2 separate regions of the Homo sapiens genome follow, and region 2 is linked to region 1. The links are chromatin loops, found by intact Hi-C in ENCODE. Cell type or tissue: PC-3. All regions are shown on one strand. Each heading gives the region's core, and the rest is flanking DNA. Links, peaks and the distances in the headings are about the cores only. Region 1 holds the start of LOC105377950 (a long non-coding RNA gene). Region 2 has its middle 140 kb from the start of LINC02518.

Region 1 (15,775 bases), core at 4,295-12,294:
ACAGTAAATTTCTAGGCATCACAGAGCAGTTATATTTGAAATAGTTTATTTTCTGAGCTCTAATTACCTTCCATCACTACCAAATCTCTGATTAAAAAGCTTAAAAATTATGAAAATCCCAATATTGATGCTCTTCAGTGGAGAGAAAGAAAGGGTGGTGGTTCTTTTTATTATTATATTTTCAGTTCTAGGGTACATGTGCACAACATGCAGCTTTGATACATAGGTATACATGTGTCATGTTGGTTTGCTGCACCCATCAACTCGTCATTTACATGAGGTATTTCTCCTAATGTTATCCCTCCCCCAGCCCCCCGCCCCCAGACCGGCCCCCGTGTGTGATGATCCCCGCCCTGTGTCCATGTGTTCTCATTGTTCAACTCCCACTTATGAGTGAGAACATGGGGTGTTTGGTTTTCTGTCCTTGTGATAGTTTGTTTAGAATGGTGGTGGTTCTAAGGCAACTGGCAGCAAACACGGAGAAGCCTGAGGGATCCCACAGAGACGTTGGGGAAGAGGGCAGCGCTGAATGATTTAGGCACAATCGTGTGGCAAATATCTTTATCCAAAATGTGCTAGAGGAAGAGCACCCGCAGGAATGGTAAGGAGGAAAGAAACTACATCTTGCTGTTGTGGGGCAACATGATTGCAAGAGAAAGACAACTCCAAAAAGACAGAGAACTTGGGGATGACCAGGAAAGAGAGAGTTTACCAACCAAACTTCCTGTTACCTACTTATGTAAAAGAGACCATATAACATATTGTAACTTGCTTTCTCATATTGGAGGACTTCTCATTTTTAATAAATATGTTTCTATATCATCCTCAATCCTAATGACTGTTGCCTCAATATGTGAATATACTCTAATTTTCCTTATCCTATAACTTATTTTTACGCATGTAGGCTGCTTCCTTTCTTTTAATGTTTATAAATGATAAGTGTCCAATGCCTCGTGTATTTGTTGAATAAATACACTGAATGCTACAATTAAGATTCTTTAAATTAAATTTTGGACATTTGTTCAATTATCTTATAATAAGTTATTAGAGGTGAAATGTTTAGTCAAACAGTTTGTATACTTCTTAATTGCAGCAATTACAAGTGAAAACCCCTTTATCAATTTGTTCTAAGTTTCCATTTGCATATGGCAATTGAGGCGAGTAGACTACTTTAATTAGGAGATAATGAAACATTCATAACAGCTCAGTAAATCTGCCTGTTGGAGTTTTGCTTAAAAATTTCATCTGGGCTATGTGTTTAAAGTAAAATATCAGCTGTCATTCTTATTTTATACAGTTATGAATATGGGCATGAAGTAGATTCATTTTTGTTCATATTTTTGTATGTGGAATATAGGCATAATAACTCCTACATTGAACAGATTAAAAGCTAAATTCATCTGCATAGAAGTGTTAATAGATCTTGCTTCAATGTGGACAAGCTATTCTGGACCTACTGACCAACTGCCATGTTAAGGGGTCCTTTCACTGAAACTTTGAGTTTGTCCTACTTTTTCTTATATCCCATATTTTGCCTGGATTATGTCCTTAGTAACAGCTTCAGGAACAATGAATATCAAGTAAAGTTCCTGAGTGCCTGTGTATCTGAAAACATTTTTATCTGGCCCTTTAACTTAATCGTCATTTAGCCTGATACATAACTGAGAGTTCAAAATAACTTTCTCTTAATACTTTAAGATGTTGCTTTATTATCTTCTACTGTTAAGACACTGTTAATGAGAAGTCCAGTTCCACTCTGATAGCTCTTCCTGTGCAGATAATCTATTTTTTCCCAGCTAGAAACTTTAAAAATATTCTCCTTATATTTAGTGAATTTCATGAAAATCCATCCAGCTAGGAATCTATCCTCATTAATCCTATTGATACTTAGCAGCACGAATCTGAAGATTTTCTTAAGTTTTGCTAACTATTCACCCATTCCTTTTTGGTTGGATGTTTTATTCCCTTTATTTATTTTATTCTGAATTTCCTATTTGTTGAATATTCTGCCTCTTAGGTTGATCCTTGATGTCTCTTGTTTTGTTTTTTTTTTTTAATTATTTCCCCTCTTTTAAACTATTTGTCTGAGCTGGCTCCTCAGTTTTATTTTCCTGCCCTTTGAATGTTTCATACCAACTGCCACAATTTCTATTCTAAAAACTCTTGGACTGATGGATTTACACAGAGCTTCATTTATAGTTGTATGACTAAAATATCTTCTCACTTATTTCTATGACTATTAATTAGATTTTTTTTTAAAATTCTGAATTATGTCTCTAATAGACAACCACTGAACATCACTTGAACTCTATGTGTGTGGCTCAACTACAGCAAGTCAGCAAGCTGCCTTTCTTCCTGAGAGAATGAATGAAGAGGGCTTTTGGGTTGGAGCACTAGTATCAGTAACATCAACAATTGAAATCCACCCACTCTAAAGAGCAGCTTTCCAATTGGATGTACCTAAGATGACACGGTTGTTAAATCAAAGCCATAATTATATCACAGTGATCCCGATTCTAAGACTGGTGCTCTTGCCCTTATACTTTTGGCTGAGTGACTTAACAGACATGATCATGGCCAATTAAATTTTTTATCATAAAATTTTAAGTATTTCACATAAGGCATCGGCCCTTTATAGGTTACCATAGTATGATATGTAATATAACTTATATAAAATTATATCATTTTTGAGGGTATGAGTCATTTACGATAATACATTTATACACATTTATAGAAGTTTTCATGTGTGCAAATAGTTTATTTAAGACATCTTAGTTTGAGTAAGCTCTACTGTGCCAAGAAGGCTGAGTTTTCCTTGAAATGTCAATGCTTTAAAGTCTAAGGAAAATATTCCACAGCTCCATGGCAGCTGTTTTCAGGGAAAATTATAGTTAGTAGTTTATGGTTGCCGTAGCATCCCCGTTAATACCATAGCAATGAGGTTTAAATTCTGTCAGAAACAAAAAGTCACTGTATTTGTATGGGCATTTCTACTTTGAAAGTTAAGGCTGAGTCAGAGTTTTCAGCTAGCAAGACTCAGATTTCCTACCTTTCAAAAGTACTCTCCAGTGGGGTGAGGGGTGTATCACCTGACCTGCCCACAGGGGCACCTAAGATAAATGTGCCAGGCAACAGGGGAGTCGGGGGGATACCTGTCATATGGAATCCTTGGCAAGTTTCACGCAGGGCCTTCCTGAGTAGCCAAAGGGCTTTAGGGAGAAATCTGAAAAAATGAATTTCTAGTGTAAGTATCACAAAAAAGAACTAAATTAATACACATTATCTTTGCAGCAGTTGACTTTCTCAGTACAGGCAATTACAGAGAAGGCTTACCCCATACTTTAGCCACACTGCTGTTTCTTCATGAGGACATCTGAGCTTCCCCTAAGAACAACCAAATGTCCACTTCCTCAGAGAAAGAAGTTCATAGTGCCACTGGGAAATTTAGCCTCTAAAGATTTATCAAACATATTCTGTGGAGGCTGTCAATTCTTGCCATCAGTTAGCAAAGCAGAAAAGCCAACAGCAATAGGGATTTAGAGTGCCATAGAATTCTAACTTGTCTTGAGGTCACTAAAGTTTTAGCCTCACTTCTTTTTAGTTAGCTGTTAGTTTCTTTGGTAGATTGTATTTTGAAGGAGTAGAGAATACATTTTAATAAACACAGGGTAGTAGACTGGATGATACATTTATGTGGAATGCCTCAGTGGAGTAAGAAATATAAAATTAAGAGCTAGAATGCAGACATCTTTAGAAGAAAAGTGGATAAGAGAATAAAGGACAGGAAACATATTTTAAATGACTCAACAACTTAAGCACAGTCTGAAAAACATTCAATAAGTATATGGTTGTTCAGGGAGGATATTAAAAGATCGAAAGTGTTGATCTGTGATTGGGCAATATCAGCATAACTATATTGACCACCCTGGAGGTAGAAATGTTTTCTGATTGGCCATTGTGAATATGCTTTAACATGTGTGTGGATGACAGATGTGTTTAGATGAGTCTCATCAAGAGGGCAATGTTTTCACTAATGCACTGGATTTGTTCCAGCAACAATGGAGGCACACCCATGAATAAAAAGACAGAGGCTTGGGTAGTGATGTAACTTCAAAATAAAAGGAAAGGTTGGGTGATATCAGTTTCTGAAACTTCCAATTAGAAGGAATAAGTGCATCCTTCTGTGCTTTCTATAATGCCATGTGTTGTGATGTGCTGTTGCTCAGTTAAGTTCGATAATACTTTTCCAAGAGTGATGCAGTGACTAGCTTCAGGAGAATTTTAATTCAAATGCAATGGCCAATATTGTACAGTGTCTCAAGAGATCAAATTCCATTTGGCAGTCTGGCAGATGGATAAAAACATGTTGGTCTACTTTAAGACAAAGTCACATTTTACTAAGTGGCAAAGACTGTAAATATTAATAGCTTAATAATAATAACTAATAATATTTAGAAAGGCAATTTTAAATTGATTCACCAAAAGATATTTAGGGCTGAAGAACTTAATTCTGCATTTGTATACATACTTAACTCCATGATTTATGTATTGATAATCAAAAAATGTATTTAGCCAGGTCAGTTAGACAGCCAATATAATTTAAATTTTGCAGCCTTAGATCACTCTTAAAGTATATGTTTATTATTTTATTATTAAAATAATCCCTAATCCTATTTCTATGTTATCAATAAGGACATTCTATAGCAGAATTCTAAGCAAATTCTGATGGCAGAGATTTCTTTCTTTCTTCTTTTTTTTTTTTTGAGATGGAGCTTATACCTTACACAGAAAAACAGGAAACAAGTTCAAATTTAAGAAATAATATAATAATTTTTAAAAGTTCTGAGAACAACCTCTGCCTCTTGTTTAGCCTAAAGTATGTCAATTGGCAAGTGCTTTTTGGATTACCAATACAAGTGAAAAAATGCTATTCAGCAAGATGCCGCCTGTCAGTCACACCCTGGTCCTTGGCCACCCCTGTGCAGCCAGCTACAGGACCTTTATGGATCACTAGGGGCCTTCACTACACTTCTGGAGAAGCTTAAGTCCTCTCCATGGAAACACAGGAGCTGACTCAACCCCCTCGCTGTGCATTTTTTTCATCCTCCACCCTACTCCCCCAACTATTTTTTTGTTTCGCTTGTTCCATACTGAGTAATCTTTTTCTGTCTTTTGGTTACACTCTTTAAGTCCTGTTCAGAGAGTTAAGTGCAAATGCTAGGCTCCTAAAAAGCCTATTTTCTGAAGTGAGTAAAAATTATGGGCAAAAATGAACAATATGAAATAACCTTTTCAGTGGGAACCTTGAAAGACATGTTGATATTTTAAAGAGCAAAGTTTGCCTTATCAAGCCCTGAATGCCTAAAGGGAAAAAAAAAAATAAGAAAGAAACAAGCTCTATGTCCTTTCCAAACTTTCACCTTACCTTGACAAATAGACTCTTGCTGTTACCCTTTGTATGAGTTTTCTACGGCTGCCATAGCAAAATGCTACAGACTGGATGGTTTAAACAACAGAAGAATTTTCTCACAATTTTGGAGGCTGAGAGTCTGAGTTCAAGGGGTTGGCAGGTTTTGTTTCTTCTGAGGCCTCTCTCCTTGGCTCCCAGGTGGTCGCCTTTTTGCTGCGTCCTCACATGGTCATCCTCTTTGTCGACTGTGTCCTAATCTCCTCTTTTTATAAGGGCACAGTGGTATTGAGTTAGAACCCACCCTAAAACCACATTTTAACTTAAGTACCTCTTTTAAGGTTCTATTTCCAAATGCAGTTGATGGCAACAGCTGCTGCCATTACCCCGGCTGCAGCAGAGAGGAGGGCTGGGGCTGCACACTCTGTGGAGTCAGTGGGAGCCCCACTCCTTCTGATTTGGGGCAGAAACTTCCCGGGTGCCACTGCAGCCGCCCAAACCTCAAACCTCGGCAGCAGATCCAGGCCCCCTGCTTCACGTAACAGGCAGGAGCCCCACCCTCCTGCAATACGTAGCGGGGCTACATCAGCCAAAACTGCAGCTGTGGATCCGAGCCTTCCTGTGCTCTTGGAAGGGGCTGGGAACAGGCAGGATCTGCCCTCCCTGGTGCAGTTGCAGCCACCCAACCCGCTGCTGCTGACCTGGCCCTCTCGCTCCACGAGCAGGCAAGGGCCAGGAACAAGCAGGAGCCCCGCCCCTTCCGAGTTGATGGGGCTGGAGCTCCCTGGGTGCAGCTGCAGCGGCCAGACCCACGCATCTCTGCTGCCTGCCCCCTGGCGGCTGGGAAGGCCCGCATGTCTCTTCAGGCTCCGGGGTATCTGATCCCGCTGCCCGGTCTCTCTCCTCTCCTGGCACCCGCTGGGATCTCAAAGCTGGGTTGGGGCCCAGCCCTTGGGCCATGAATGGCTGCAGGAGGCAGAAAGATTCCTGTGCCGAAGGGGGTTGGTCCCTGGTAAGGCCCCTCCTTCAGGAGTTGCCCCCTGCGGGTCTCCTCTGAGCTGTTAGAACACTCAATAAAGCTTCTCTTCATCTTGCTCCCCTTCCGCTTGTTTCCATACCTCATTCTTCCTGGATGCAGGACAAGAACTCGGGCAAAGGCACCACCTGCCACAGACGTTTCCACCTGCCACAGAGATATTCCACCCTAAATATCCTGTAACACAGTCACATTCTAAAGTACTGGGGGCCAATACTTCAACATATGAATTTGGTGTGTGAGGAGGGGCACAATCCAGCTAATAATACCCTTCAACAATATCTTAATGTTTATTATCTTTGATGATAATTTTTTATAATTGTGTCACGGTACATAATTGTTGCTATTGTACTGTTTAAAATAAAGCATTGCAAATTTTAAGACAAAATACCTTTTGTTTTGTTAGTGGACATTTTGTTACAGAAACATTAGCGATGTCTTTTTGTGTCTACATTATAATTTAGTTCAGATCCTTGATCAGTGTCCCTTTAAAAACATAGTATAAGTCTAAACTTTAAATCTTAAGATGTTACCTGTATTAAGTATCTAATATTTTCAAACTGACTGACGTCTTTATTCTGTAGAATACCTTCCAAGATTTTTGTTGTTTATTTTTTATGTGATATACGTAGTTACAATATTAAAGGATATAAAATTTCATAAGAAAGCATAAAAGGGAAAGAAAGGACATGGTAGTTTCTAAAGTGGGAGCAAGAGGAGGAAAAATGAAGAATATAGCCAGAAATGACAAAGAAGTCACTGTCAGATGGAGTACTAAATTGTCTACAGCTTGTGGGAGGCAGTGGAATGGCAGGTATCAAGGTCAGGTGTCCACAATCGTGTATGACACACGGGCCGTTGCTAACTTTAAATAGATTAATGATTGTGACCTTTCAACATGAGACAGTGAGCTTAATTTTTTTAAATCGACGGCAGGTTACATATTCATTTCATCTAAGGTGGTTTTCTGTGTGGCCATTTTTAAAAACTGTAGTTCCATATTATTTTGCTCATGTCCATAGTACAGATATCTAAAAATTAAAAACATATCCAATCTTAACACTAAGTGTGTTTTTCTTTCTTTTCTAAGCAAAAATTAAGAAGATAATAGTACTTTGATGGTGAATGTTGCCCAGGGCTTAGCCAGAAAAAAACAAGTCTTGTGGCACTAGTTGGAGTTACAGCTAGAAGAATGGACTATGCGGGAGGTGAAAGATATTTCCAGGGGACTGTTTATTAGCCTTGCCCTGATGAACATCTTTTTTGCATGGTATTCTAATGTTGCTAGTGTCTAAAAGGTATGTGATCTTTATCTACATTGCTTTGGATTTTCAACATGTGTTATTTTTCTTGGTAAGAATGCTAGAGTTAAAACAAAGGAACAAAACATGCTAAAGCACAAAAATTTGTTCACAAAGGCATCTATACCTCAATACAGAAGTCTATCCATTCTATCCATACATGCATCCATGAAGTTCATTTATGTGTATGTGAGTGGGTATTTTGTCTTAGCAATAGTATTTGCAATAAAAGACACATAAAGTCACAGAATTGCATGTCTTTCTCTTCATGTAATTTTACAAATTTACTTTTAAAATGGTCCCTGTGTTTTCTGTAAGCTAAGGTGATCTTTGTGAGGTTGATGAATAGTCACCAAATGTATTCATTGGCATCTGTTCCCAGAGTGTGTAAGTGCTTGTATAAGACATTTGTATAAGACATTTAATTTTACCCACAAAACAATATGTTACTTTAAAATTAATTGTGCAGGTGTCTTGATTACAAATAGCTCAACTATAGCTTTCATTTCCAATTTTATCTACATATTATCCCACCAAAGGAAATTACCTCTTGAGGTTTCAGAGGGATATCCATTTATTGCTAAGTTTTCTCTAGAGTTGTCTAATTCCATAGTGCCACCAATAGGTTTCTCATGGTACATTTACTGTACTGGTGGCGTTTACATTTGAAATTGGAAACGAGGGTGAATTTCTGATTCTTTTCTACAGTGATCAAATCTATAGTGATTTAAATTTAAATCTTGTTGCTCTAAGCAATACTGAACAAAGAAAAACAAAACAAAATTTACAATTGCTTATTTATACTCCATTTTGCTGAAAGCACTATGAGTGATACAGAGCTATGTAACACAGGACCTCTGAACCCAAGGAAATTCCTCTTAGGCCTGTTGTTCTCGGGAATGTTCTTCCTGGAGACTGTTCAAGAATGCTTTTTTTTTTTTTGAGATTCCAAGCTCTTAGGAGGGAGCTGGTTGGTGACTACACTTACTGAAGGGAGTACTATTCTCAACTCTCTTCAGTGTTCTCATTTTGGCCCATAAAGCAGGGAAGTGCATCATTTAGAAAAGGAAAGTGAGCATCCATGGCTTGTCTTAACTCTCTCCCAGAAAAAGAAGAGAAGTAACTTACCTGACTCATGGGACTAGGAGAAGGAAATGAGCCTGCTCTGCTCTACCCTGAGAGCTCTCTTTTTTCCTGACAGCAAAGTGGTTCTCTGCCCCAGGCAAGCCTTCACAAGACCATCTGAAAGCCATCTCACTCTATCCAGCTACCAGGGTCTGCTGTGTGAGGCAGGTATTTTCTGAGCGTGTGTGTGCTCTGCAGACACCAATCCTTCCTCAAGTGGGTTAGCCCTCAATCTAGATGAGACATAGAGGATAAGGTGGGTCACAGGGCCATAAAAGGCAGATTGTATTTCCACATCTAAGCCAGATTCTCCAAGCCAGCCTTGTCAAGAATAAAGCCAATAAATCTGATTACTACCTCTAATTTTAAAATTTTGTTTGAAATTTAGAGAGTAGAGATAGATAATACGTGTGAATCCTCAAACACTCATGCAACTAAACATCCAGCAATGGAAACTTAGAGTTCTCTACATAATCTACAACTTTTGACAAAGATACATGAACCTGGTAGTTTTTTGTTAATAATAAATTTACACTGGCTTCTCAATGAATAAATATGTCAGAAGACCATGAATTGGTATTCTGAAAGTACTGAAAAAATAAAATCACTAAGCAAGAACTCTGTCCTGTGAGAACATTCTTCCAAAACAAAGCTGTAGTTAAGGCATTTTAAAACAAAAATATGTAAGTTCAGAAAAACTTTATCTCTGGCACATTTTCACTAAAAGATATACCTCAGTCTAAAAAATAATAATAATGTCAGAGGCAAACGTGGAGATAGCGGAAAGAATAAAGAACAAGTAAAATGGTAAATATATGGGTAGACATAAATAAATATTGACTACACAAGTTTTGCTCTTGTTGCCCAGCCTGGAGTGCAATGGCATGATCTCGGCTCACTGCAACCTCTGCCTCCACGTTCAAGCAATTCTCTTGCCTCAGCCTCCCGAGTAGCTGGGATTACAGGTGCCCATCACCATGCCCGGCTAATTTTTGTATTTTTAGTAAAGATGGGGTTTCACCATATTGGCCAGGCTGGTCTTAAACTCCCGACCTCAGGTGATCTGCCCTCCTCAGCCTCCCAAAGTGCTGGGATTACAGGTGTGAGCCACTGCACCCGGCTGGGTCTATTGTTAATATTATATTTCTTATTGGCTATTACGGTAAAAGACAAGTTTTATTTCAGTTAATTCACTCAAATTAATTTCATGTGAATTCAAATAAATTTCAAAGGAGTACATACTACAGTACTAGGGTGAACAACAGAAACCTCAGTAAAACTATTATTTGTTTCTGTATCTATCCTAATAAAATTATTCATCAAAATTATAGTTCAAAGACCTGTCCTGAGAAAAAATTGTTTTAAGTATCTGCTTTCTAGAGTACCCTAACTACTCATAATCAATATTCCCCAAAATTGAAAAAATGCTAATTATATATATTATTATGCTATCATTAATTCATAAGAAGTCTATATGGTTTACAAAATGTATGTGGGGGAGAAAAGGTATAAATCTTTTTTCTATGCCATCTTTGTTCCTTGAAGTAGATGATGAAGTTATATGTTGTTATTCTTTATTTTTGTATAAGCTCCCCCTTCTTCATGCAAGTTTTCTGAGATGAAAATAACTCTAATAGGTCACTATAATCTGTTTCTACTCACTACACTCCTAACACCAAATGTATGGGGTTTTCATCCCACACCAACTAATTCTCCAACTTTCCTGACACCAGCTGGGTATTCAACTAATTCTTACACCCATTACCCAGAATTAGTGCAGACCCCTCCAGTTAAGGGTTCAGTCCTACAATGCTGCCTCTACTTAAATGCCAACTGCAAGTCCTGGGCATCCCATATTTCTGACCAACCAGCAATAAATCAGCTGTGACCTCTTCCTTGGGTTTGATAATTTGTTGTAATGGTTCACAGAACTCAGGAAAACACTTTACCTTACTATTACTAGTTTATAATAAAGGATATTATAAAGAATACAAATGAAAGGCCCAATGAAAATGTATATAGAATGAGGTCCAGAATGGTCCCAATCACAGTAGCTTCTGTCCCCATGGAATTGGGGTTCACAGCCCGCCATCCCTGGCACAAGGATTTTGTTCATCAACCCGGAAGCTCCCTGGACCCAGTACTTTAGGAGTTTTTTATGTGGGTTTCATCATGTAGGCATGGTTGATTGTAAACTCAGTTTTCAGCCTCTCTCCCCTCCCCAGGAGTTAAAGGAGTGGGGCTAAAAGTTACACCTCCCATTCTGAAGCTATCTAGAGGCCTGCCAAGAGTCTCCTCTTGTGAACAAAAGATGCCCCTCCCACTTGGGAAATTCCAAGGGTTTTAGGAGCTCTGTGCCAGAAAGCAGGGACAAAGACCAACCATACATTAACATCACTCATGATATCAAAATGTCACAGTCACCTCTTAGGTTATCACTACTCTCTTTGCCCACAGAAATTTTGAGTAAAAGTATCCTATGCCTCACTCTGTTGACAGATAAAAAATGAGGATGGAAGTGATTATTCCTTGCTGGTATCATTCATATTCTAGATGACGACTGGAGGCCACCAAATAGGCCTTATTTAGTTCAATAGCTGTGTTTCTTCCAGTGGCTGATACACCACAAGTTACTACCGTTTATCCTTTAACTCCTCTAAAGTGTGCTGCTCGGGGCCAGCTCAGTGGGCACCTCTGACCACTGCCATATCTGATGAGGCTTCTAGAGGGGGCAGTTATACATGAACAATTAATCACTGTATTCCTTGCCATCTTTTTCTATGCTGTGTGTCTCCCTCATTTTGTACAAAGTTGGCATTAATGAATGTGCTATTGAACATTCATTGGTTGAATAAATGAATAATGAGTGGAAAAATGAATGAAAATTGAGTTCCAGTAATAGAAGTTCAAACTCCAATTAGCCTGCCACGGACTAGTTTGACATTGGGCAAGAAAGTAAGTGTCTCGTGTGTAAAGTGGGAATAATAATAAAGATGTAAGTAGAAAGAGTATGTTATTTACCACTGAAAATGAGACACTTTTGATTGTGAAAAGGGAGCTAAATATAGAAACTATAAAAATGTTTTAAATGTTTATAAATTGACACACAAAAGGATTTCATTATATTGTGGGTCCCTATAAAGTGGTACTATTTAGAAATCATTTTAAAAATGAAATTATTTCTAGAAAAATTGTTTAAAAATTATAAATATTCATGTACACTATATCAAAATTTAAAAACTTTTTATATTTATTATTTAAACATAAACATTAAGCAAAATAACTATTCTTGATACACTCACATATTTTATCCAATATCATTCCACTTAAGTTTTTTTGAAAAATATACTTTTATTTGATATGATTATGTTTAAATTTTGGATAAAATTGTTAATGCCTTTCATTCATTTTTTTCTATAGTTCATATAAATTGTAATTGTAAAAATTTTTCTTCATAGATGTTGACATGCCTGACATGCTTGGGACAAATTCTGTTAAATGAAGAATAGTCTCAAGACTACATGTTTTGCATTAAAATGTGTATTTATTTTAGAACAACTATTTTGACAAATACTGATTTTAGGTGTGCATTCAGGGTAACTTTCTTATTGATTGATTGATTGACTGATTTCACTTTAACTTCTGGGATACATATGCTGAACGTGCAGGTTTGTTACGTTGGTATACATGTGCCACGGTGGTTTGCTGCACCTATCAATCCATCATCCAGGTTTTAAGCCCCGCATGCATTAGGTATTTGTCCTAATGCTCTCCCTCCCCTTTTCCCCCATCTCCCAACAGGCCCCAGTGTGTGATGTTCCTTTCCCTGTGTCCATCTGTTCTCATTGTTCAACTCCCACTTATGAGTGAGAACATGTGGTATTTGGTTTTCTGTTGCTGTGTTAGTTTGCTGAGGATGATGGTTTCCAGCTTCATCCATGCCCCTGCAAAGGACATGAACTCATTTTTTATGGCGACATAGTATTCCATGGTGTATATATGTCACAATTTCTTTATCCAGTCTATCATTGACGGGCATTTGGGTTGGTCCCAAGTCTTTGCTATTGTAAATAGTGCTGCAGTAAACATACGTGTGCATGTGTCTTTATAGTAAAATGATTTATAATCCCTTGGGTATATAGCCAGTAATGGGATGGCTGGGTCAAATGGTATTTATGGTTCTAGATCCTTGAGGAGTCACTGTACTGTCTTCCACAATGGTTGAACTAATTTACACTCCCACCAACAGTGTAAAAGCATTCCTATTTCTCTACATCCTCACTAGCATCTGTTGTTTCCAGACTTTTTAATGATTGCCATTCTAACTGGTGTGAGATTGTATCTCATTGTGGTTTTGATTTGCATTTCTCTAATGACTAGTGATGATGAGCTTTTTTTTCATATGTTTGCTAGCCACATAAATGTCTTCTTTTTTAATATATTTTTTTATTATACTTTAAGTTTTAGGGTACATGTGCACATTGTGCAGGTTAGTTACATATGTATACATGTGCCATGCTGGTGCGTTGCACCCACTAACTCATCATCTACCATTAGGTATATCTCCCAATGCTATCCCTCCCCCCTCCCCCCACCCCACAACAGTCCCCAGAGTGTGATATTCCCCTTCCTGTGTCCATGTGATCTCATTGTTCAATTCCCACCTATGAATGAGAATATGCGGTGTTTGGTTTTTTGTTCTTGAGATAGTTTACTGAGAATGATGATTTCCAATTTCATCCATGTCCCTACAAAGGACATGAACTCATCATTTTTTATGGCTGCATAGTATTCCATGGTGTATATGTGCCACATTTTCTTAATCCAGTCTATCATTGTTGGACATTTGGGTTGGTTCCAAGTCTTTGCTATTGTGAATAATGCCGCAATAAACATACGTGTGCATGTGTCTTTATAGCAGCATGATTTATAGTCATTTGGGTATATACCCAGTAATGGGATGGCTGGGTCAAATGGTATTTCCAGTTCTAGATCCCTGAGGAATCGCCACACTGACTTCCACAATGGTTGAACTAGTTTACAGTCCCACCAACAGTGTAAAAGTGTTCCTATTTCTCCACATCCTCTCCAGCACCTGTTGTTTCCTGACTTTTTAATGACTGCCATTCTAACTGGTGTGAGATGGTATCTCATTGTGGTTTTGATTTGCATTTCTCTGATGGCCAGTGATGATGAGCATTTTTTCATGTGTTTTTTGGCTGCATAAATGTCTTCTTTTGAGAAGTGTCTGTTCATATCCTTCACCCACTTTTTGATGGGGTTGTTTTTTTCTTGTAAATTTGTTTAAGTTCTTTGTAGATTCTGGATATTAAACCTTTGTCAGATGGATAGGTTGCAAAAGTTTTCTCCCATTCTGTAGGTTGCTTGTTCACTATGATACTAGTTTCTTTTGCTGTGCAGAAGCTCTTTAGTTTAATTAGATCTCATTTGTCAATTTTGGCTTTTGTTGCAATTGCTTTTATTGTTTTAATCATGAAGTCTTTGCCCATGCCTATGTCCTGAATAGTACTGCCTAGGTTTCCTTCTAGGGTTTTTATGGTTTTAGATTTAAGTCTTTAATCCATCTTGAGCTAATTTTTGTATAAGACATAAGGAAGGGGTTGAGTGTCTGTTTTCTGCATGTGGCTAGCCAGTTTTCCCAGCACCATTTATTAAATAGGGAAATCTTTCCCCATTGCTTGTTTTTGTCAGATTTGTCAAAGATCAGAAGGTTGTAGATGTGTAATGTTATTTCTGAGGCCTCTGTTCTGTTGCATTGGTTTATGTATCTGTTTTGGTACCAGTACCATGCTGTTTTGGTTACTGTAGCCTTGTAGTATAGTTTGAAGTCAGGTAGCATGATACCTCCAGCTTTGTTCTTCTTGCTTAGGATTGTCTTGGCTATACAGGCTCTTTTTTGGTTCCATATGAAATTTAAAGTAGTTTTCTTTCTAGTTCTGTGAAGAAAGTCAATGGTAACTTGATAGGAATAGCATTGAATCTATAAATTACTTTGGGCAGTATGGCCATTTTCACGATATTGATTCTTCCTATCCATGAGCATGGAATTTTTTTTCCATTTGTTGGTGTCCTCCCTTATTTCCTTGAGCAGTGGTTTGTAGTTCTCCTTGAAGAGGTCCTTCACATTAATTGTAAATTGTTTTCCTAGGTATTTTATTTTCTTTGTGGCAATTGTGAATGGAAGTTCACTCATGATTTGGCTCTCTCCTTGTCTATTATTGGTGTATAGGACTGCTTGTGATTTTCACATATTGATTTTATATCCTGAGATTTTGCTGAAGTTGCTTATCAGCTTAAGGAGTTTTTGGGTTGAGACAATGGGGTTTTCTAAATATACAATCATGTCATTTGCAAACAGACAATTTGACGTCCTTTCTTCCTATGTGAATACCCTTTATTTCTTTCTCTTTCCTGATTGCCCTGGCCAGAACTTCCAAAACTATGTTGAATAAGAGTGGTGAGAGAGGGCACCCTTGTCTTATGTTGGTTTTCAAAGGGAATGCTTCCAGCTTTTACCCATTCAGTATGATATTGGCTATGGGTTTGTCATAAATAGCTCTTATTATTTTCAGATATGTTCCATCCATACCTAGTTTATTGAGAGTTTTTTATAGAGAGTTAAAGGGGTGTTGAATTTTATTGAAGGCCTTTTCTGTATCTATTCAGATAATCATGTGGTTTTTGTCACTGATTCTGTTTATGTGATGGATTACGTTTATTGATTTGCATATGTTGAACCAGCCTTGCTTCCCAGGGATGAAGCCGACTTGATCATGGTAGATGAGCTTTTTGATGTGCTGCTGGATTCGGTTTGTCAGTATGTTATTGAGGATTTTTGCATCGATGTTCATTAGGGATATTGGCCTGAAATTTTCGTTTTTTGTT
Region 2 (15,775 bases), core at 4,333-12,332, 410 kb before region 1:
CAAATATTCCAAAATCTGGAAAAAAATGTGAAATTTGAAACACTTCTGGTCGCAAGCATTTCAGATAAAAGATACTCAACTTATATTGTCACCTAAGGAAGCTTACCTGAGCCTTAGTAACTAAGCTGATACTGCATGGCCCAAGTCGTCCACCATTGTTAGCATAGAAGACTTGGCATCACCCAATGTCCCCAGGGAAACAAGAGCACTCTTATTAGGGAAGAAACTACAAGGACTTCAAGGTTACCTCCCAGGAGCTAGGTAAGGGCCAAATCTTTCTTTGGAATGGTAACCCAGACTTGCTGAGTTATTCTTTTGCTGCATAATACATAAATAAGTTGTGTTACATTCATACAGAGGATAAACCACATCTACAAGCATCAGTATGTTTAAATCTTAAAAACCTAGTGCTAATAGAAAAAGCAAGTTGGAAGAAAACAGGTACAATGCAAACCTATTTATATAAAGTTTAAAACATGTAAAACATTGTGAACTATAGAAAGAGTATTAAAATTTGAGGACCATTCTGAAAGAAATTGGTGATAGGTTGATTTGGGCATATATTCTCTGAGTCTCACTGTTGCAGATGAAGGAGATGTTTAGGATCTAGAGGAAGAGCTTGTTATTCACTACAGAAATATGTGCTAGAATGGAGGTAAAGAGGGAGACTTTTAAACAAATTTCACCAATCACACAAGTAGTATGGAGCTAGTCCTGGCCTATGCTGAAAGTGAAAGGGCTAATAAATGACACATTTTCACTGGTGTTGCCAAATCACAGAAATTAAAAAAAATTACATGGTGATAATTGTCCTAGGATTACATTTAAAATCCATTTAGAACCCTCTAGACTGAAATCCCCCAGTGAATTACAATTGGCTCAAAGCCTAGTTGGCAGATGCACAGAAGGAAAACTTCCATTCTGCATTGGAGCCTTGGGGAATGCCTTTCTAGTTTGAAGTACAGGCAAAGAGATCACTCCATGTCTACTAATACCTGAGAAGGGGACAATAAAGTATGATTTGGGGGTGACTAGGAAGGCAGAGATATATAGCACCCATTAACCATGGAGAAAGAAATCCAACCTTGTCTTGAAAGATGAAGTCAGAGAGAACATATCCCTGGCCACTCATACAAGGGACAGTGTAAATAAATCTCGGGCTAGTCTACCAAGGAGGTATGGCACCGTTCCCCATACTAAGCAATGACATGCTATAATTTTAACCAATTTGGCACTGACGAAAAATGATGGATTATAAAGTCATATGTACTAATATCTAGAATATCTAAATCCCAATTCTTAAGCTGTAATTGTGTGTGTGTGCTTGTGTGTGTGTGTGTGTGTGTGTGCACATGAACTCAATTTCAACTTTTTTATGACTAAGGTTATGATTGATTATATGGTGCCAGGAAAAGGCTAAATTTTCTAAGTCCGGGTTGTGTTAGCATTACAACTGGAGAGAATACAGAATGCTACCTGGTAATAACAGTGATAAGAACTAAGACATATTGGACACTGACCATGTGCCAAGCACCTTTGCACGTGTGTTGTAATTTGCTGCTCACAATAGCCTAATGAGGTAGTTAGTATTGTTAACTCAGTTTTACAGATAAGGAAACACAGGGAAGTTGAATAAGATGACCAGAGTCATACAGGTTGTGGAGCTTTGCACTCATGTTTGTCTGATTCTAAATCTCAGGCTGCTCTTAATCACCATATGTAACATTATCTCTTGTTAGTCAACTTTGCTATTTGCATACAAAACAATTTCAGTTTGTTAAAAGTGCCTATTGGAAAAAAAAATATTCACGCTGGGCCAGACGCAATGGCTGACGCCTGTAATCCCAGCATTTTGGAAGGCCAAGGTGGGTGGATCACCTGAGGTCAGGAGTTTGAGATGAACCTGGCCAACATGGTGAAACCCGTCTCTACTAAAAATACAAAAGATTAGCCGGGTGTGGTGGCACGTGCCTGTAGTCCCAGCTACTGGGGAAGCTGAGACAGGAGAATCACTTGAACCTGGGATGTGGAGGTTGCAGTCAGCCAAGATTGTGCCACTGCACTCCGGCCTGGGTGATAGAGCAAGACTCTGTTTCAAAAAAAGAAAAAAGAAAAGAAAGAATATTCACACAGGATGATCTACTTCATAAAATTCTATGAGACTGAATTAGATCAGGACATATCATAATTTTTTTCAGGAAATAAAGCAACAATAATGGGAGAAATATGACTGTTATCATTACTCTCCAGTCTATTGAGCCCCTGCCCCCACACCCTATCGGGTTCAGAGCAGAGCTTGTGAGTGCTGGAAAGGTAACCATCTCTTGCAGCACTGCCTTTCAACGTACAAAATATAAATGGCTAATGATACAGAGTTTCTAGAATTTTACATTAGAATGAAGAGAAAGAAGGTTGATAGTACTGACCTGTAAGACTGACAATGAAACTACACTCTAAGGGCTAACCTCTCTGCTCAGTGTTGTTTATGAATTTTCATGTCTAATCCTCACTATAACACTATTGAGTAGCATTGTTGCTTTAACTTTACCCCTGATAAAATTGAGACACAGTGAGGAAAAGTAACGTACCCAAGGTCACGTCCCAGCAGTACCACTTGGAAAGGCAGGATCCTACCCATGTGCAACGTGCCCTCTGCTTAATCATGATCACCAAACTAGGAAACATTCTCCTCCTGTGAATGCGACTTGACTTTTGAGGATAAAGATGAGGGATGGAGAAGACTCATCTGTAAAGGTATAAATGTAATCATTTAAAAAGTCCCGTATTAAAAGGAAAAACCCAGTGAATTTTTTGGTGGTATATTGAATTAATCTCTTTGTAACATAGTCAAAATTAATAAGAACCACACTTATTTCAGAAGCTGGGGAGCCAGGCAAAGGACTCTCCACATCACAAGAGAGTCCAGTGAAGTAGCTACTGGTAGAAAACTAAACAGCAGCACCTGAGCCCTTAGGTTCCTTAGGGAGGGACCATGGGGGACCCTGGGATTAATAAAGAAAGGAAACAAGTGTGTTGGAAAAGGCCTTTCCCTGCCTTCTTGAATGATCTATTCAACATACCCTCAATGTTTTTATTTTCCTTCATTCCTAGGGCTGCCTTGCTATCCTGACTTGTTCGATGATAATGATTTGACACAGAAATGATAGTTTTAAAAAAAGTAAAACTCCTTTTTCTGCCATGATTATAGTTTCTACATTTATTGATTAATTCAACTATTTGTTAAATCCTTAATGTGTGCCAAGCAATCCTCAGCTCTCGGAATATGAAAATGAACAAGACAAAATTTCTGCCCACATTGGGTGCATGTCTAATGGGAGAAGATAGGAAATACATAAGAAGAGATGGAGCCCTAGATAGTGACAAGTGCTAAGAAGGGAATAAAGCACTTCCCTGTGAAGGGAAAATGTGAGCAGAGGCTGCATGATGTGTGGAATTGAATAATAGGGTAAAAGCTGGGAGAAGCTTACAGTTGGAAAGACTAGCCCAGGTACAATGTAAGGCAGGAATGAACTTGACGAGTTTGCTGTATAAAAGGATTATGGTGTTTTTTTAGATTATGTCATGATTTTTTTTTTCTTTTAAATAACTTTTATTTTAAGTTTAGGGGTACATGTGCAGGTTTGTTACATAGGTAAACTTGTGTAATGGGGGTATGTTGTACAGAATATTTCATCACCCAGGAATTAAGCCTAGTACTCAACAGTTATTTTTCCTGATCCTCTCCTTCCTCCCACCCTCCACCCTCTGATAGGCTCCAGTGTGTGTTGTTCCCCTCTATATGTCCATGTGTCCTCATCATTTAGCTCCCGCTTAAATGGTAGAATATGTGGTATTTGGTTTTCTATTCCTCCATAGTTTGCTAAGGATAATGGCCTCCAGCTCCATCCATGTCCCAACAAAGGATACGATCTCATTCTTTTTTTATGGCCATATAGTATTCCATGAGGTATATGTACTACATTTTCTTTATCCAGTCTATTGTTGATGGGAATTTATGTTGATTCCATGTGTTTGCTATTGTGAATAGTGCTGCAATGAACATTTGCATGTATGTGTCTTTATAATAGAACTATTTCTATTCCTTTGGGTATATATTCAGTAATACGATTGCTGGGTCAAATAGTATTTCTGTCTTCAGGTCTTTGAGCAATTGCCACACTGTCATCCTCAATGGTTGAACTAATTTACACACCCACTAACAGTGTATGAGCATTCCTTTTTCTCCACAATCTTGCTAGCATCTTTTATTTTTTTCACTTTTTAATTATAGCCATTGGGACCAGTGTGAGATGATATCTCATTGTGGTTTTGATTTGCATTTTTCTAATAATCAGTGATGTTGAAATTTTCTTCATATGATTGTTGACTGCATGTATGTCTTCTTTTGAAATGTTTGTTCATGTCCTTTACCCACTTTTAAATGAGATTGTTTATTTCTTGTAAATTTGTTTTAGCTCCTTATAGATGCTGAATATTAGACCTTTGTCAGATGCACAGTTTGCAAAAATTATCTACCATTCTGTAAGTTGTCTGTTTACCCTGTTGATAGTTTCTTTTGCTGTGCAGAAGCTCTTTAGTTTAATTAGATCCTATTTGTCCATTTTTGATTTTGTTGCAATTGCTTTTGGGGTCTTTGTCATGAAATCTTTACCTGTGCCTATGTCCTGAATGGTATTTCCTGGGTTGTCTTCCAGGGTTTTTATAGTTTTGGGTTTTACATTTAAATCTTTAATCTATCTTGAGTTGGTTTTTGTATATGGTGTAAGGAAGAGGTCCAGTTTGAATCTTCTGTGTATGGCTAGCCAGTTATGCCAGCATCATTTATTGAATAAGATGTCCTTTCCCCATTGCTTGTTTTTGTCAACTTTGTTGAAGATCAGTTTGTCGTAGGTGTCTGGTCTGATTTCTGGGTTCTCTGTTCTGTTCCATTGATCTATGTGTCCGTTTTTGTGCCAGTACCATGAGGTTTTGGTTACTGTATCCCTGTAATATAGTTTGAAGTTGGGTAACATGATGCCTCCAGCTTTGTTCTTTTTACTTAGGTTTTCCCTAGATGTTTGGATTCTTGTTAAGTTTCATATGACTTTTAAAAAAGCTTTTTTTCTAGTTCTCTGAAGAGTGCCATTGGTTATTTGATAGAAATAACATTGAATCTATAAATCGCTTTGGGAGGTTTGGCCATTTTAATGATGTTGATTCTTCCTAACCATGATCATGGAATGTTTTTTCACTTGTTTTTTGTCATCTCTGATTTCTTTGAACAGCGGTTTGTAGTTGACCTTGCAGAGTTCTTTCACATCCCTGGTTAGCTGTATTCCTAGGGATTTTATTCCTTAAGTGGCAATTGTGAATGGGAGTTTGTTCTTGATTTGCCTCTCAGCTTGACTGTTGTTAGTGTATAGGAATGCTAATGATTTTTGCACATTGATTTTGTATTCTGAGACTTAGCTGAAGTTGTTAATTAGCTTAAGAAGCTTTTGGGCTGAGACTATGGGGTTTCCTAGATATAAGATAATGTCCTATAGTTTGACTTTCTCTCTTCCTATTTGGATGCCATTTATTTATTTCTCTTGCCTGGTTGCCCTGACCAGAACTTCCAATACTATGTTGAATAGGAATGGTGAGAGAGGGTACCCTTGTCTTGTGCTGGTTTTCAAGGGGGAATGCTTCCAGCTTTTGCCCGTTTAGTATGATGTTGGTTATGGGTTTGCATAGATGGCTCTTATTATTTTTACGTATATTTCTTCAATGCCTCAATTCCTTATAGAGACTTTTTAACGTGAATGGATGTTGAATTTTATCTAAAGCTTTTTCTGAATCTATTGAGACAATCATGTGGTTTTGTCTTTAGTTCTGTTTATGTGATGAATCACACTTATTGATTTGCATATGTTGAATTAACCTTGCATCTCAGGGATAACACTTACTTGATTATGGTGGATGAACTTTTTGATGTGCTACTGGAGTTGGTTTGCCAGTAGTTTGTTGAGAATTTTTGCATCAGTGTTCATCAAGGATATTGGCCTAAAGTTTTCTTTTTCTTTCTTATGTCTGCCAGGTTTTGGTATCAGGATTATACTGGCCTCATGGAATGAATTAGAGAGGAGTACTTCTTCCTGATTTTTTTTGCAATAGTTGTAGTAGAAATGGTACCAGCTCTTCTTTGTACATCTGGTAGAATTCAGCTGTGAATCTGTTTGGTCTTGGGCATTTTTTTTTTTTTTTGGGTTGGTAGGTTATTTATTACTGCCTCAATTTCAGGGCTTGCTGTTGGTCTATTCAGAGATTCAATTTCTTCCTGGTTCAGTTTTATCATGATTCTTTACTTACATGGCTGTCTTCAGAAGCAGAATGTTATGACATAGTTCTTGTTCATCTTTTATTCTTAGGTACTAGCACAGAGTTTGCGATACATTGGTATGCAACATATATTTAACAAATGAATAAGTAAATTGGAACTATTTTTTTCTAGAAGCTGTAGTCACAGTCAAATAAATAAAATCTCCTTACCCAGAACTCAGGGTGTTTATTAAGATATATTACATTGTCAACATTTTTTGGTCTTCTTTGTTCAACATATGAAAGTTATAAATATGTCTATGTTCACTGAGACAAAATTATGACAATAGTTTTGTTACATATTTTCCATTTGTTAGATAAGCCTAAGGTGTTAAATCTACTTCATTAAGAAGTATTATTAAATACCATATTAGCATCATTTATACTTACTAATAAAGTTTTCTGGAGTTTAGATCCTATGATTAGTTTGAATAAAATGACCCTGTAAAATTGAATCTTTATATCTGATTACATAGTGTATTATAGAATACCAGTACTCTTCAGAATGATGATATAATAAATTTGGAAGATATGAAAGCTTATAGTGTTTTACAGTGTACTGTTTGAGATTTTAAAAGTGGGTGGGACTGGCCCAATAGCCTTGTGTGCTGATAGTTTCCACATGGAAACACAAATTCTAAGAATTCCAGAGCAACAACATTGGTATTATATTAGTAAAAAATAAAAATAAAAATCCCATTGGAATTGAGCAGATCTCTATGAGATACATATTTATTGATTGATGACTAACAGAAATGCTTATTTATTTTGCCTTTGCCTTTGTGATACTGCATAGTGGCTGCCTTGTCAAGTACTCAGCAATTTGAACAAGTCTGTGGTTTCAGTTTTTAGTCAGCGTAATGCTTTTTCTTCTGTTTTCTAAGTCAGTCTTTGGTAATTGCCTACTGAAATCTTTGCTTTATGGGCCTCCATATTTCAAAAATCCTGACAGCATGAATGTCTGTAATCATCCTTCCCAAGGGGAGCTCTTTCTTCTAGAACCAGAACCCAAAAGAGGAGATTCTGCTTCCCATTTTCTTCCTCATCTCTTCTCACTCTTTTAGCAGAGACTGACAATAAGAAGGAAGCCAATCACAGGGATACCATTTCTACTCTAAATGGATTCAGATCTCAAAAGAGAGAGGCTCATTCAAACCATTAATTTTATTTTTTTCCCTAATCTTCCCTTTCCCATTAAAAAATATGGATAGATATCAATCAGACTGAATTTCAGGGAAACATTTTTGCTGTAGAATCCCAGCCAGATGACTGACACTCAAATGGTTTTTAGAAACCCTTTAGATCGATCTTGGAGTAACAAGCTCCTTAGGGAGCATCCTAAGTTAGAGTTAAATTCCATTCCTTTGCTTAAGTTCTTTCTGCATTGTTTCCACCGATCTACATGCAGAATTTTATGATCCCAAATTCCACTGGGCCTAAGACTCTATTTTTATCTATTCTACAATATGGTATATGGAAAACTCATTATTTTATTTCTTTTTTTACAGGCTCCTGCTGCTAGTAATTACTTGAGTGGTTTTATAGATAAAGATTCAGGGACACAATTCTCTTTATATATAAAATATCTTTTCATATTCCCAAATTTCCAGGAAGATTGATTTGTATTATTTGTTTTTTGGTATGTGATTATAGTTCAACTGCTCAGGATTTGTGAAAACAATACGAAATGAAACAAAACAAAACATTGTCTTTACTGACAGTAACTTGGAAGGAAATTTTCATGTTTGTTACATTTTTTTTGCAGAACTAAATAAATTTGTAAGCAAAAGTCATAAAATAAGGTTAATAAACCCTTATATTGATGCAAAATTAACATTGGTCACTTGGCAATCAGATAAAAATTCAGCTCACAAAACAGCATTTTGGCTGCAATCAATGCTTATGAAAACCACGAGCAGTTTGTGTAAACCCTGCTGGATTTGGCAGCGCTGGGAGTCAGCTGTGATTTCTGAGCATAATAAATGCATTGGTTTGAATTCTCCTGTCTGTTGTATGTAAGGTTTGTCTGGAGCTCATTCAGATTCAAGATGCACTTTAAGACAGAATTAAGAGAGGAACTAAAGGAAAGAAGCAATTCTTCCATTTCATATCTTTTTATTGGAGTGTGGACCTACTGGGTGATTGATGCACTGGACATAGATAATTTTCAGAAATGAAAATAACATTGCTTGCATTTGATCAGATTTCACCCACAAAAATGACTAAGGCCTTACCAGAGTTGGCATCGGATGAAACCTTAGTCCTTTATGAAAGGGAATCATCTGGCCTTCTATTTCTGAAATAGACTAAAGATTACTCATTTATTCTTTGCAATTACAGCCATCAGATCCTTTGAAATCTTGGAAGGCGTGAGATGATAACATGACTGTCACACAAATCCATACTGAAGAGCCAAGTATTAAAAAATTCCCCATGTTCACATACCAAAGGGTCACTTATGAGCTGATGCATATCACTGATAACCATAAGATTGTCAACTTAATGTCTGGGCAAAGAGTGAAAACAGAAAATGCATTCTACTCTTCACTTCTTGGTTTTAAATATAAGAAGCATTATATATATATATATGTATATTTATATATACATATATATTAAAAATATAAACATATTTTTAATATATATAAATATTAAAAATATATATATAAATATATATATAAACATATATATATTTAAAAACTGTACTCCTTAGTAATGGTATCAATAGAACATATGCAACTGGAATGAGGATACCCTTAAAGGAGGCCTTTCTTATTAGATGAAAAGGTCGTTATTTTTTTACAATCGAGTGTTATAAAATTCAAGGTAAAATGGCCAGATTGTAGCCTGAAGCTCTGAAGACAAGGAATACCACTGGTCCTTCTTCAGCTTCCCCGACTCCTGGACACCCGTCCTGGCCTCTCTAGTCTCCCCTTAGCTGCAAAGTTTCAGCATGGAAGCAGAGGATGCTGGAAATACTTGAAAGGGCTCAAACAGCCACTGAGATACTTCTCTTCTAAAGCCATCTAAAATGTCATTTCAGATACTCCTATCTTTTGAAAAAAAAATTATATTAATGTATGGAACAGTAAAAGGCATTGGATTAGGATTTAGAAAGCTGAAGTTCCAATATTTTCTTTGCTGTATACTTACCACTAAGCTTTTTAATTAGTATTAGTTTTTTCTGAAAATTAAAGACACTTCCTGGCCTCATGTCACAAAGTTGTTAGATGAGTCAATATGAGACAAGTATCCTGTGAATTGTAAGGTGCTACATAAAACTCATTTTTATTATTGTCTGCATCTAACCAGTAGAGCAGCAAACATTTGTCATATGATTCAACATTATTATTCTTTCGTGCTTTTATTTTCTACTTCCTGAAATAGCCTTACCAATTCTCCCCTTCTCCAGTTCCTGCAACTTTTTTTCTCAATTCATTTACCCTGTATGTGTCATCTAACTTTTAAAAATTGTTTCATCCCATACTGATCACTCTTACCCCTTTTGTGCTTCATGATTTACCACTGGATTAAATGTGGCCTTGCAGTACTCAAAAGGTTCCTTGATCTTAAATGCAGTTTCTCAAGTAATTTTGTAAACTTTCAGCTACTTCATTTCTATGATGATGATATGCATGTGTACTTAAAATAGCACTGGGCAAATTTGGCTTGTCTAGCAGGATGGTTTGCACAGGTTGAGTTTGGCTACTGTGATCTGGAACCCTGTGTGTTGACCTCCATATACTATGCTCCATAATGCTATGTTTGGTTCACCATGACCAAAATATCTTTCCTCCTTGGCTAGCCATATCCTTAGATATTTTATTTCTGCCTCTAGAACCTTGAATCTTTTACTTCGTTCAACAAAAATGAATTTGAGTAAGAATAACTAGCTTATGGTGTGTAAGCAAAACAAGCTGGAATATCAAGAAAGATATTCTTGAGTGGTGTATTAGTCTGTTCTCACGCTGCTAATAAAGACTTAAGTGAGACTGGGTAATTTATAAAGAGAAGAGGTTTAATTTACTCAGTTCCATATGGCTGGGGAGGACTCAGGAAACTTACAATCATGGCAGAAGGCACCTCCTCACGGGTAGCAGGAGAGAGAATGAGAATCAAGTGAAGGAAGAAATCTCTATAAAAGCATCAGATCTCATGAGAACGCACTCACTATCATGAGAAAAGTATAGGTGAAACTGCCCCTATGATTCAATTATCTCCACCTGGTCCCGCCCTTGACATGTAGGGATTATGACAATTCAAGGTAAGATTTGGGTAGGGACACGGTGCCAAACCATATTAAGTGGGAAGGAGCTTATAAAGAGAGAAGGACAAGAATGCCTACCTCTTTTATTTTTTATTCACACTTTTAACTGGATTGGAGGGGGAATAACATTGGATGGGAGGGGGAATTGTCTTCAGTTGTAAAAATAAGTTACTAAATCAAAAAATCAAAATAAAAAATAAATGTGCCCTGAGTTCATTAAGCAGCAAAATGCTCCATGAAGAGGAATATTCTAGGAAAGAATGCTCTGAGAATATTTTGTTGTATTTCTCATTGTTGCATTTATCAGTATTGCAATCCTATCTATTTCTGATGAATGTGGTGGCGGTTACCCAGAGGTCTAGATTCAAATGGTTCCCTGAAAATCAAAAATGTTAAACTGAAATTACCATTTTCAGCAGAATCCCCAGGCACAAATTCTGTTATTGCCATCTAGCAGCCTGTGTTCTTGTTCACGCTTCTGTGCAAATTTACAAACACCATACAGTTGCCTTCTTGGGTAATTATAGAGCCTCAAAGTACTGGAAAGAGGTAGCACTTAATAACACACATTACGAAAACATGGTAACTTAGGAAGTAAAAACACTGCTTAACGGATACCATTGTAATGGGAGCTGCACAGTGGGGCGTCCATAATAATCAGAATACATTTAATGTATGTACTTATGCCAACTGTAAAAAGGTTGCAAACAACAGCAGGCGACACAGTATGTTACACCGAGTGGAAAAACTGAAATAGAGAACAAAACACATTCTTGACTTATTAAGCCACAATTTTTTCTCTTAAAAGATGATCTAACATCATAAGTCTATCCACAGAATCAATTATTTGTTTTCAATTCTAGTGTATTTTGGCTATAAACCATGAAATTATCCTTATTCAAACTCAGTTTTAGTTGAATTCTAAAATATCAATATGGTTGAATATATAAAACCCATTCCAACTGTTTAACCTTCTTGTCCATATAGACTCAATTGTGTTTTTTAAAAAGCACATTTATTCCTCTTATCCAAAGAACTGTTCAAGATAATACTCCCTTTAAGTAAAATGCATATAAGCTTTAAATATTATTGCAAGATGTGGGTGTGAATTTTGATGGTAGGGAATTTCCTGATACAGCGTAGTACCACCAACAGTGCAGTTTTGTAGTGGTGAAAAAATAGAAATATTCAATTTTCTTTAAAAAAACCCCACAAGCTGACTGTGAATGCAGAGTAGTTTAGTAATTTCTTGATGTTATATGAAACAAGAGTTTGAAATAGTAACAGAGATGTATGCAAAGAAAAGATTTATTTCAGTAGTACCTTGGTATTCATTTAATAAAATTAGATTCTTCAGAAGGTCTCCAAAATTAGCTAAATTGTGGTTTCTAAGAGTCTTTTCTTAAACAGAGCAACTGTATCTTATAGCTATGAGAGCTATAGCTTTTGCTATAGCTAGCTCTTGCTTCTTTCTCATATTTAAAAACTTTATATAATTGTATAATGTTCAATTCCTGCCTACTCCAGTCATCAGCAATAGGAATTTCATTTCATGACCCAATAACACCAAACCATATTCTCTCCCTTCAAAAATCTCCAGCAATGTTAACATGTTCTACAAATAAATACTGGTGCTATTCTCATCCCACCAGCTAAAATGTCCATACTACTTCTATTGCAAAGTTTTGAAGTCATATTTTGTTGTCTTCCAAGAGGGTTATTCAGGTAGCAACTGGTCCATCCCATAATGCTTTACCCCAAATGCAGGCACAAGTTCTTCCTTAATTTTCTAAAGTATGATTAACTACAGGATGTAACTTTTTAAAAAAATACTTAATTGAGATATAATTTATATGCCATAAAATTCATCCATCTTAAGTATGCAATTCAATGAATTTTAGAACATTTACAGAGTTGTACAATCATCATCACAGTTTTAGAACATTTTCATTATCCTAAAGAAGACACTTCCTGCATATTTATAGATATCCCCCATTCACACCCCCAGCTCTAAGCAAATGCTAATCTACTTTTTGTCTCTCTATATTTTTATTTTCTGGACATTTTGTATAAATGGAGTAATACAATTTATGTTTGTATGCCTCTGGTTTCTTACAGTTAGCTTAATGTTTTTAAGGTTCATCTATGTTGTAACAAGTGTCAGTACTTTGGTCTTTACATTGCTGAATAGCATTTTACTATATTAATATACTGTATCTTATTTATCAATTCACAGGATTCAACATTTTCAAAACTTCGATGAATGGGGAATTCCACTTGTGGCATGCTTGAATAACAGTGTAAAAGTTGCCTCACCCCTGCAAGCAATTAGAAAATAAGGCAAAACTGAAACTACTGTTTTCAAACAACAGGCTCCCAGGACTGCCATAATCAAGAGAGAAGAGAAAGTAATGAAGTCAGTTCTGTGATGGTCCTGGCTTTCTATGTGAAGGAACTTTTCATATTGTGCTCAAATTGGGGGAACTCAAACTTAGCACGGTAGTCTCTGAGTTGAAGAGATAGGGATCACAGGAAAGGGAGGCTGATGGAGCTGGTATTTAAAAGAAAGAGTACTGGAAATAAAAAGACTACATAGAAAAAGAGCTACAGTAACTGGTATGGTTTGGCTCTGTGTCCCCACCTAAATCTCATGTTGAACGGTAATTCCCAATTACAGTTGGGAATTGATGGGGACTTGGTGGGAGGTGATTGGATCATGTGGGCAGATTTCCCCCTTGCTGTTCTCGTGGTAGTGAGTGAGTTCTCACAAGCTGTGTTTGTTTAAAAGTATGTAGCAATTCCCCCCTTAGCTTTCTCTCTCCTGTCACCACGTGAAGACATGATTGCTTCCCATTCAGCCTTCTGCCATGATTGTAAGTTTCCTGAGGCCTCCCCAGTCATGCTTCCTGTACAGCCTGCAGAACTGTGAGTCAATTAAACCTCTTTTCTGTATAAATTATCCAGTCTCAGGTAGTTTTTTATAGCAGTGTGAGAATGGACTAATACAGTTGTCTTCCTAAAGACTCCTTTGAATATTTTGCTAAAGGGTAAACACTAGAGATCTATGAGGTAAGGCAAAAAAGTACCTGGGAGCTGTAAATGGAACATTTCTCAGAGTTCTTACAGGGCTGGGATATGTTTAAATTTTTACCAGCCAGAGTTGAGAGAACTCACCAAACAGCATATACTAAGTAAAGACCCCAAAAGCCATGTATTCAGAATAGGGCTAAACTAGCCCTCATGTAAAGACTATTCTGGACCCTCCCTAACAATGCTTAGAAACAAACCTCAAAAGGATCACTTTGATGCTAAAGTGTATTAACACCAGCCCAAACAAAATTCAACATTCTTTAAGGGAATATAACTGAATCTAGACACTAAGCAATGTAATTCACAATGATAAACATCCAATTAATAATTACAGTGAATAATTACTAGACACATAAAAGAGCAAAAAGGTGACTCATAATCAAGAGAAAAATTAGTCAATAGAAACAGAAGCTAGGAATGTCAGATATGATACAATTATTAAATAAGAACTTTGAAATGGTTATTGGAAAAATGCTCAGTGATTTAGAGAAAACTCAAAATAATGAGGCAAAATAGGAAATAGAAAGTAGAAATAAATGGATCCTGTAAGGCTGAAAAATAGAACATCAGAAAATAAAAATTCATGGATGAACTACATAGCACATTAGACACTACAGAAAAAAAATTATTGGTGAATTTAAGGTATAGAAATAAAACATACACAATTAAAAAAATCTAATAAAATTGCTTCAGTGATCAAAGTGACAGTATTAAATCATCTAAAAACTGTGTTGTTGCAATCTTTCCAGGAGAGAGCAAAAATACTTTTGAAGAAATATCAAAAATTTTCACATTCAACGAAAATTATAAACCACAGATCAAAGCAGCTCAATGGAGCCCAAGCATGATAAACACAAAGAAAACAGACCAAAGTATATAATAATGAAATTGCTGAAAACCAGCAATAAAGAGAAAACTTCAAAAGCAGCCAGAGACAAATGGCACAGGACAGGGGGTGAAAGATAATGTCTTCTAAGAAACCTTGAATGAAATAGTGTGACATTTGAGAAGAAACACTGTCAGCCAGAAGACAGTGGAACAATCTTCAAAGTTGCAGGGAAAAAAATTAGCCTAGAAATCTATAGCCAGCAAAACTATCTTTTAAAGTGAAAAAAAGGACATATTTAAACAAACGAAAATTATGAGAATTTGTCACTAGGAGACCTGTACTACAAGAAAATAAATGATTCAGATGGAAGAAATTACATCAAATGAAAACTTGAATTTACACAGAAGAATGAAGAGTGAAGAGTTGCTAAAAATGGTTAAAATATGAATTATTATAAAATATTTTTCCTCACTGAAAAATATTTTAAGGGATAATTGAGTGTTTAAAGCAAATAGTAACAAGGGACTTAAAGTTTTAAAGTAGAGTTAGAAGAATAACATGACAACACTAGCAATAAATAGAAAGCATGTAAGATTCTTATATGTGCAGTATCAAAATGCAATATGAAGGCAGGCTGTGAAAGTTGAAGTTGCATATTATAAACCCTACAGCAATTACAAATTAACCAATCAATTAAAAATATTCTAATAAGCCGTTACTGGAGGAAAAATGAAATACAAAAAATGCTTAGTCAAAAGAAGTCAGGAAAGGGAAAAGAAGAGATAAAGCAGATAACAAACATCTGGCAAGATGGTGGATTTATCCAAACATATTAATGATTACATCAAATGTAAGTGGTTTAACTATTCAAATTAAAAGGCATCGTTTATCAAACTGAATATAAAATACAATCCACTTATATGCTGTCTATAAGAAATCTACTTTAAATATAAAGCTATAGATAAGTTAAAAATAAAAGAATGGGAAAAGGTACACCATGCAAACACTGATTAAAAGAAAGGTGGGAAGTGATTATACTAATATCAGACAAAAGTGACTTCAAAACAAGGAATATGTTCAATAATGAAAGAAATTCTTAATGACAAAAGTTAACTGCCAAAAAACATAGCAACCCTAAATATGTATTCACCTAATTACAGATCTTCAAAATTCATGTGGCAAAACTGACAAAGTTAAAAGAATGAATAAATTTATTATTGTTCTTTAATGAT

The links. Peaks named below come from ENCODE experiments on the same cell type or tissue, not always from the same donor. Only the 100,000 strongest peaks of a DNase experiment are listed, where the experiment ranks them.
Region 2: it touches region 1 in a loop (6-fold over the local background); 2 of 110 quality-filtered maps call a loop at or near these places.

What each region holds. Positions count from the first base shown.
Region 1 is chr6:112,870,489-112,886,263 of GRCh38, reverse strand. It overlaps LOC105377950 (a long non-coding RNA gene), which reads right to left and starts at 6,147. Exons shown (of 4, transcript XR_942885.3): 1 at 5,426-6,147; 2 at 3,153-3,223. RefSeq lists an enhancer at 5,597-6,125. In PC-3, for the core only: a CTCF peak has its summit at 8,359; no DNase peak of the experiment used is centred there.
Region 2 is chr6:113,284,793-113,300,567 of GRCh38, reverse strand. No RefSeq gene overlaps it. Among named protein-coding and RNA genes, the nearest start is that of LINC02518, 140 kb to the left of the region's middle. In PC-3, for the core only: no CTCF peak of the experiment used is centred there; no DNase peak of the experiment used is centred there; H3K27ac peaks cover 967 bases.